Regions from separate parts of the Homo sapiens genome. Here region 1 is linked to region 2. The links are chromatin loops, found by intact Hi-C in ENCODE. Cell type or tissue: Calu3. All regions are shown on one strand. Each heading gives the region's core, and the rest is flanking DNA. Links, peaks and the distances in the headings are about the cores only.

What was found. Hi-C counts contacts between places; a loop is a spot of excess contacts. Peaks named below come from ENCODE experiments on the same cell type or tissue, not always from the same donor. Only the 100,000 strongest peaks of a DNase experiment are listed, where the experiment ranks them.
Region 1: a loop joins it to region 2, with 6 times the contacts of the local background. A loop is called at or near these places in 1 of 110 quality-filtered maps.

What each region holds. Positions count from the first base shown.
Region 1 is chr5:170,621,683-170,626,068 of GRCh38, forward strand. The region is part of intron 1 of KCNIP1 (potassium voltage-gated channel interacting protein 1); the gene reads left to right. Among named protein-coding and RNA genes, the nearest start is that of KCNIP1-AS1, 58 kb to the right of the region's middle. RefSeq lists enhancers at 1,883-2,177, 3,661-4,160. In Calu3, for the core only: a CTCF peak has its summit at 2,049 (motif pointing left); a DNase peak (open chromatin) is centred at 2,059.
Region 2 is chr5:170,568,672-170,573,057 of GRCh38, forward strand. All of the region lies in intron 1 of KCNIP1 (potassium voltage-gated channel interacting protein 1), which reads left to right. Among named protein-coding and RNA genes, the nearest start is that of KCNIP1, 67 kb to the left of the region's middle. In Calu3, for the core only: no CTCF peak of the experiment used is centred there; DNase peaks (open chromatin) are centred at 2,020, 2,900, 3,400 and 4,030.

The DNA of each region.
Region 1 (4,386 bases), core at 191-4,190, 53 kb after region 2:
ATTTTTTGTAGAGACAGGGTCTCACTGTGTTGCCCAGGCTGGTTTCAAATTCCTAGGCTTGAGTGATCCTCCCGCCTTGGACTCCCAAAGTGCTGGGATTACAACTGTGAGCCACTGCACCTGGCCTTATTCCCTTCTTTTTATCAGTTTTCAAAGCCATCAGTATGCAGAGCACTAGGCCCAGAAATGAGAGGAGAAGAGAGATGGAACGACGAAGACCAAAACCTCTGTCCTCAAGCTGCTCATAAGCCAGTATAGAGACGTGTGGAGTCTGCTGTCCTGAGTTCCAGTCCCAGTTCCCCTTGCAAGCAGCCGTGTGACTTGCAGCAAGTCATTGAATCCCTTTGAGCCTCACTTTCCTTGTCTAGAAAACAACAAAACTGGAAATAATACTGCTTCCCTTCCAGTTTGTCAAGGATGAAGGTGCTTTGCACGGTCCCTGGAGCAAAATGTGTTCTCAATCAAGATTCCGTCTGTGGTGGGTGGAGCCGCGTCCTTCCCAAATTCATATTCACTCAGAACCTTCAAATGTGACCTTTTTCAGAAATAGCATCTTTGCAAGTTTAATTCAGTTATGGGTCTCAAGATGAAATCATCTTGGATTTGGGGTCTATCCGAAATCCAGTGACTGATGTCCTTATAAAAAGAAGGGATACAGGCCGGGGCCAGTAGCTCACGCCTGTAATCCCAGCACTTTGGGAGGCTGAGGCAGGCAGATCACTTGAGGTTAGGAGTTCAAGACCAGCCTGGCCAACATGGTGAAACCCCGTCTCTACTAAAAATACAAAAATTAGCTGGGTGTGGTGGTGAGCACCCATAATCCCAGCTACTCGGGAGGCTGAGGCAAGAGAATTGCTTGAACCCAGGAGGCAGAGGTTGCAGTGAGCCGAGATCGCGCCACTGCACTCCAGCCTAGGTGACAAGCGTGAGACTCTGTCTCAAAAAAAAAAAAAAAAAGAGTGGATACAGAGAGGCAGTGAAGAAGGCTGTGTGCAAAGACAGGCAGAGGTTAGTGGGATGCAGCGCGAGGCTAAGGAGTGTCTGGGGCCACCAGAAGCCAGGGAAGCCTAGGAAGGGTTTTCCTAGAGCCTTTGGAGGGAGCACAGCCCTGCTGACACCCTGACTTCAGACTCCCAGCCTCCAGAGCTGGGAAGGGATAAGTAGCTGTTGCTTTAAACCAGTGGTCCCCAACCCTTTTGGCACCAGAAACCGGTTTTGGTTCAGTGGAAGACAATTTTTCCACGGACAGGGTGTGTGGGGTGGGAGATGGTTTCAGGATGAAACTGTTCCGCCTCTGATCATCAGGCATTAGCATTAGTTAGATTCTCATAAGGAGTGAGCAACCTAGATCCTTCGCATGCGCAGTTCGCAATAGGGTTCATGCTCCTATGAGAACCTAATGCGGCGGCTGATCTGACAGGAGCGGAGCTCAGGCGGTAATGCTTGCTCGCCAGCTCACCTGCTGTGCAGCCGGGGTCCTAACAGGCCACAGACCCATCCGTGGCCCAGGGGATTGGCGACCCCTGTCTTTTTTTTTTTCTTTTTTTTGAGATGGAGTTTCGCTCTTGTTGCCCAGGCTGGAGTGCAATGGCACGATCTCGACTCTTCAACCTCCGCCTCCTGGGTTCAAGCCATTCTCCTCCCTCAGCCTCCCAAGTAGCTGGGATTACAGGCACCCGCCACCATACCTGGCTAATTTTTGTATTTTTAGTAGAGATGGGGTTTCTCCATGTTGGTCAGGCTGGTCTTGAACTCCCGACCTCAAGTGATCCGCCCACCTCAGCCTCCCAAAGTGCTGGGATTACAGGCGTGAGCCACCACGACCTGCCCGGGGACCCCTGTCTTAAACCACCCCAGCCTGTGATACTTTGTTATGGTGACCCTAAGAGGCAAATACACCCTCCTTTCCCCAACCTCTCCCCTCAGACGAAACCGATGCGAAAAGTGCTTCATGAAGTTTCAGGTAAAGAAGTCTGGGACGAAAAGGGATAGTGAGGATGGCGGGAGGGGCTGAACTCCAAATGGGCTTATCAAGGCTCTGCAAAATGGCGTGACGGCGCTGCCCCCTTCTGGTGGCCTGAAGACTAACGCACATGATGTCAAGTGCGGGGCCCAAGTACTCAGGAAAAGGTTCTCATTTGGACACTGGGAGGTCTTACATTGGGGGCCCTGAGCCTCCAGCCCTTCCAAATCTATTCTCAGCAGGAGCTCAGCCACACCTGTGTCCCAGAACTGAGGCCAGGCCCAGCCTTCACTCCACGCCCAGCCAGCCCCAAGGAACCGACTCCCTGAGGCTCTATGCTCCCTGCCTCCAGTGGCCCCGTGTCTGGGAAATAGTGGCCCTGGCCTGATGCCCTGACCTGGGCAATCCATCCCCTGGTCCTCTCAGCTCCCGGGCCCAGGTTTTCTGGGCTACTTTAACCAGGGCAAACTCATTCCTCGAGTACAAAATAAAAGATTCGAACAGCATAATCAAATAGGTCATACCCATAAATCAACACATTTGAGCACCTATTTTGTTGTTCTTTCACTAATCCAAACCATATTTATTGAGCATCTACTATGTGCCATTCTCCAGTAGCCATTCTAGGTGCAGGGGATACAGCAGAGACCTTGAAAAAAGGAACAGTCTCTGATCTTGCTGAGCTTAGAGTCAAGTGGAGGTGAGGAGGAAGGAAATGAATTAACAACTAAGTGAAGCAGAAGGTAACCAATTGATTGACTGACGAAGGGGTACAAACAACAAACACCTTCCTTTCTCCAAACTCTATCTTTAACTGTATTCTCTCGTTTTCCTTCCTCTCCATTTTACAATCATTTTACAACATCTCTGGCTATTCTCCTATATTTCTGATCACTTCGGTTCTCATCACAATAATAATTTCAGTTTTCAAGCATTGGAAAGTCCCATCCAATTAAAATGTCAATCTCACACGCAGTTTAAACGTTTCGCCTGCCCGTGAGCTCAGACCTGTCTTGGTGCCTCAGTTCTTGTGTGGAGGGGAGGAGAGGAGAGGGGAGGGGAGGAGAGGAAAGGAGACCGGGGAGGTGGGGGGGGAGAGGGGAGGGGAGGAGAGGGGAGGGGAGTGGGGGAGAAGGGGAGAAAAGCGCAGCTGGCTTCCTCACTCTCCTTTCCTTCCTCACCATCCTTACCCTGGCCCAGGGCAGGAGGAGGATTGGCAGAGTAGAGGCAGGGTCTTCTGTCTTAGCTGGGCCTGTTGGTGACTTTCTGTTGGCCAACATGGGCTGACTGGAATGTTCTCCAGCATGGCACATGGTCATCCAGATGCAGGCTCTTCCCTGGGGCACTATAGCAGAGAGGGCTCTCTTCCAGTCTATTGCAGATGGATGCCCTCGTGAGCTGAGTTTTGATGAACATCCCATGTCCCCAGCCACCCCATTCAGAGCCTCTTTCTACTCTGGTCCTCTGGTCCCAGCAGCAGCCCTCTGGGTACTGAGGGGAGGGCATCTCACCCAAGCCCCTTAAACCTGCTCACCTTCTTCAGAGCCCACGTGGCCGCAGGAAAGTCACAAACCCTTGTGCTCCCACAGGGCACACGTGTGCACACGTGTGCAGCTACCTTCTCTCTAGTTGGTACCTGAGGCTGCCTCCTGGATTTTCCAGTCTCTGTGTTCCCAGACAACCCCAAGCCCCAAGAATACAAGAGCTCTGTCACCAAGCATCGGGCCTGTGGCTGCACTACACGTCTGCAGCTCAGGACCCCTGGCTGCGGCGTAAGCTACCAGCATCCCCTTCTCATGGGCACCCTCATCTCCGGCTCCCCATCGCTGGGCTGTGACCTGCGGGGGCGCCCCTCTATGGAAGGGAAGGAGAAAAATTCACAGTGCTATCTACTCCTCTGAATGCACTCCCACCAATTTCCTTGGAAATTTCTAGCTTTCACTGACATATCTGGGATGGGGCGGTGGTCACAAAATCAATCCCACTTTCCCTCGGCTAGTCTTACAAGCACCCAACAGCTCTATTCAGAATACAGGGCTGCCCAGCTACTTCCCATTCATTATCCCCAGGTTGCAAGCTTTAGTCAAAACCCAGAGGCAGCAGGGTGTCTGGTTCCACCTGCTGTTAGGATGATTTCAGGAGTGCAAAGTGTTAGAAACGCGGTAAAACATGATGCTTAGAGATTAAGTGGGATGGGGACTGGGCAGATGATGCTGCTTTGGACCCAGCGAGTGAGGTGAGACTGCGACAAGACAGAGCCACTGAGCAGTGACCTGGGGGATGGGCATTGCAGGCAAGGCAGAACCCCAAGTGGGAACAACCTCACTGGGCTTAGCAAAACTAAAGAGGCCCAAAGTATACTGAGCGATGAGGTGAGTGGCGTGGGATAAGGTTGGAGAGGAGGCTGGAACCAGACCCTGCAG
Region 2 (4,386 bases), core at 269-4,268:
AATTAGCCAAGCATGGTGGCGGGCACCTGTAATCCCAGCTACTTGGGAGGCTGAGGCAGGAGAATCACTTGGACCTGAGAGGTGGAGGTTGCAGTGAGCCAAGATCACACCACTGCACTCCCGCCTGGTTGACAGAATGCGACTCCATCTCAAAAAAGAAAAGACAAAAGAAAGTTAATATATACCTGTATTGAGCTGAAATTCTGGTTCTGGCCCTTTCTCTGCGGCTACCCAGGCTTGTGTTTTCATCTCCCACATTACCTCCTATTAGGGACTTTAATGGATGACATATTGTCACCCAGCCTCCTCTGCTGGATCGGGATAGCTTTCCATCCAGACAAAGAATTTTCATGACTGAGTGACCATCCCCAGGATGGGCTTTGGTGTCTCTCTTCCCTCAGAAAGTGGGAAGCTCCAAGTGCTGCCCCCTGAAACCCTTTTCCAGTAACCATGGCCTCCAGGGGTCCTGGGGTGATCTCAGAAAGGTAGACAGACCTCTTTAGCAGTAACCTGGAATATTTTGCTACCTTCCTGAAATCTAGAGAACAGAGCAACTTTGCAAGCTTCTTCAAAGGAGCCCGTTCTGACCCAGGTCGATGGAGCTCCCAAAATCTGCACCCCCACCCCCCGCTGCTGTGTGCAACAGGAGAGGGGCTTTCCCGGACCAGCTTTTCCAGAAACATGAATTCTTTTTGACACTTGGCAAACATTTGGGGACCCTCTCAGACCTCACTCTGGGCAGGCCCGAACTGTCTTTTCCATGCCAGAGGGCAGTCCAGGTTCCTATCAGAGTTATTTGAATAATCTTCCCAACACCTCTGAGCTGCAGTTTCTTCATGTGTCAAATACAGATAACAATAGTACTTCACTCATAGGATTGGTGGACAAAGTCAGTGAGGTACCAGGTGGAAAAAGAGGTAGAACAAGCTGGGCTTTGCGGCATGCCACCGTAGTCCTAGCTACTCGGGAGGCTGAGGTAGGAGGATTGCTTGAGCCTGGAAGTTCAAGGCTGCAGGGAGCTATGATCACACCAATGCCCTCCAGCCTGGGAGACAGAACGAAGCCCTGTCTCTAATTTTTTTTTTTTAAAGAGGTTGAAAGGTGTCTGGCACTTAGTAAGCCTTCACCCTAGTTAGCTTTGCTAGGATTATGATTTCCATCCAGACAAAGAAGTTGCCCTCAGTGACGTTCTAGCAGAGTCATCAAAATTGGGTTAAAAGGAAGCAATTTAGCATGGAGCGAGCCTAAAAATGCACCAAAGTAATGAAAAGAGCAAAGCATCTAGACATTTGATATCTGGCTGTTTTTCCCTAGGACCATTGTCATGGATGGGGATAGGAGAGCCATCTAAGGTCCCTGCCCATCTGCAACACTCTCCTGTTTCTGCTCCGATGCTCTACGATGTCGTACGTGGCAGAGCCAGCCCAGCGTGGACTTCAGCTCTCCCAGTAACTGGCTGAGTGATATTAGAAAAGTCACTGAGCCTCTATTTTCTATAAAATTAAGAAAAATCACACTCCCTTATAAAATCCTTAGGGAAATTAAAGATCCTTGGGAAAATAGATCTCTTACAGGCATATCTTGGATACCTGATCAATGATAGCTGCTATAGTCTTCTTCTGATCATGCTTTTCATAATAATCATCTTAATCATTACTGGCATTCAAAGCCATGAAGCACCTGGGAGAAGGAGAAGCTGATCTGTCCATGCCTGTCTCCTTTGGAAAATGCACGCTGTTACACTTCCCCACATGTTCAAATTCATACTCTCTCCCCCACCCCCTTTTTTGAGTGCCCCCAATAGGCACTTGAGAAGGCTGAAGCTGGGATTGTAAACTGCCAGATCTCCTGCCTTGCTCTCACCCCTTGTTCCAAATCTTATCAAATATTAAAAGCTGTGAAATAGAGGCAGGTTTTAAATCATTTTAATCACAGCATTCCTCAGCCTGCTCAAAAGGGCTCAAAGGAATCGATTCAGAAGTGGTAATTATGACTGTGGCCCCGTGCCAGGCGGCGGGTCAGCATTGGAGCACCAGCGACAGACGGCCGGCACTGACTGGGGAGGGCTCCTCCCAGGTGGGGACACCGAACAGGAGATGCCTCCTGGGAGGAAATAAAGCTAAGTCATCCCAGGCTGGGTATCAGGTTTTAAAATTCATAACCAAGTCAACTGAAAATCAGCTTACCTTTATTAAGTCCCCCACTAAGTGCCAGATGCTTTTAGCCTCATTTAACCCTCAGATAACTCCTGGAGGTATGTGTCATTATCCTGATTTATAAGTGAGGAAACTGAGGCTAAAAAATGATAAGTAGTGTCCCAAAGCCAATCAAAAAGTAGCTCAACTAGATCTATCCAGCTTGGAAGCCTGCAATTTGTTCTCTGTGTTTTGGTCACGCTCAGATTCTGAGGACTGCTGCAAAAATGTTGAAGGAGGTGCTACCCACAGGTCCCCTGCTGTCCTTCTCCAGCCTCCACCATCTGCCCGGTCCTCACTCACTTTCCTCCCTCTTCCCCCACATTGTCTTTTGGACTCTGGTTGACTCTTGCTGTCCTCTGGCTACTGGGATTCATCCATGCACATTAGAACCCAGTTAGGTCACTAACCCTTTGACCATCACAGCCCAGCTGTCATATCCCTCCCTAGACTCATCTCTTCCCTGGCCCTTTCACCTCCATGCTGTATACTCCAGCAAGACTTAGCTTCCTCCAGTTCCTCCAGCACCTTTCTCTCCTGCCTTCTTGCCTGTGCGCAGGCTTTTCCCCAACTGGAGCAACTTGCTCTGTCTCCACCTCCAGGTCTCAGTTGAAACATCACTTCTTCCTGGAAAGACTGCTGACTCCTAGGTATTTTTCCCCTAATTTATACCACCGTGGCCAGGGCTTTTCTGCTATGACGGCACCCAGCACTTGGTTGGGGTTACTTGTTTGAATTGTTGGGATTCCTTTTACTGGCCAGACTGGAGGAGGACAGAGAGCACGTCCATCTGACTCACCACAGTCCAGGGCTAAGCAGGGTTGCCGGTACATGGCAGGCACTCAGTAGACAATGGCTGAGTGAGTTATGTCAATAATGGGACCGTGCTTAAATGTGGACATTTCTGGGGGCTCAGGGAATAGGTCATTCTGTGGGCCAGACAAAGCATGCAAGTGAGCAGAGCTGGCCCTTCGCCTACAAAATACCGAAGAATATTCTTCAATATCACAAGAAAGTATCTTTTCCATCATTTTTCTTGAAAAATGCATCCCTCCTGATCTATCTTTCATTTCCTCACATTTAATAGAGATGTGAATACAGAGAACTATATCTCTACTATAAGACAAATAGCACCCTACGCACAGTAATGACAGCCCAAGTAGTCTACTTGTAGGAACAATGAAAGGAAGTGATGGGGGCTGGGGTGAATGGAGGTGCACCGAGCCTGTCTAAAGAGGCTGCTGCTTCTCAACCTCAGCCTGGTATTGCCCAAGGAAATGTGAACCAGTGCAGCCAGATTTCCTGACTTCAAGAGGAGCTGGAAATCGACTGTATGCGTAATGTCCCAATTTTTAAGAGCTGCCTCAATTGAACACGCACAGGCACAAACAAAAACAAAATAAACAAGCCAAATGCAACATCTGCTGAGAGGTTTTGGTTCTTGGATTGCAACCTCTGCACACATTTTCCCACTAAATAAAGAAAAGCTCCTTGCAGATGGACCCCGGTGGGACCTCCAATACCCGGAATGCACCGAATGGCTGGGATTTGTGTGGCCCCAAAACCCTCCCTTCTTGCGCTCACAGTGCTTTCTTGAAGCTTCAGCAAACCCCAGCGCCAAAGGAAAAATATTTATAACCTGACTAGGCAGCGCTTAAAAGATCAAGGCATACGTGGTGTGCAGAAATCACTCGCACATTGTTCCTGTTTCCTCTCTGCCATAGGATCAAATGCTTCCAGTTTCAATGATTAATCGCCTCTCAGTTTTCACCACAAGTTGTACAATGTTATTGACTGAAACAGAAATATTCATTTCAGGACTCTGCTGCTGGAACAAACACAAGCTCTGGGGCGGGGCTGATGATGACTGATGGCACAGGTTGCTGCACATGTTTCTGTGCTATCGGATTCAAACCACCCCTGAGACTGCTCTCTTTACAGATGGGACTCAGGGAAGCTCAAACAACTATCCAACAACAATCATTTAGTGTGACTTTATTAATGGCCACTATCCATGGAATGTTTACTCTATTCCGGATACGGTGCCAGGAACATTACCTATACCATCTCATTTAAGCCTCATAACACCCACTGTTATATTTGGGAAGGAGCCTTGGCAGTAACATTTTATACTTGAAATAACTGAGGCAGAGAAGCCCAAGGCTGCTAAGCAGCAGAGCAGAGGGGCCAG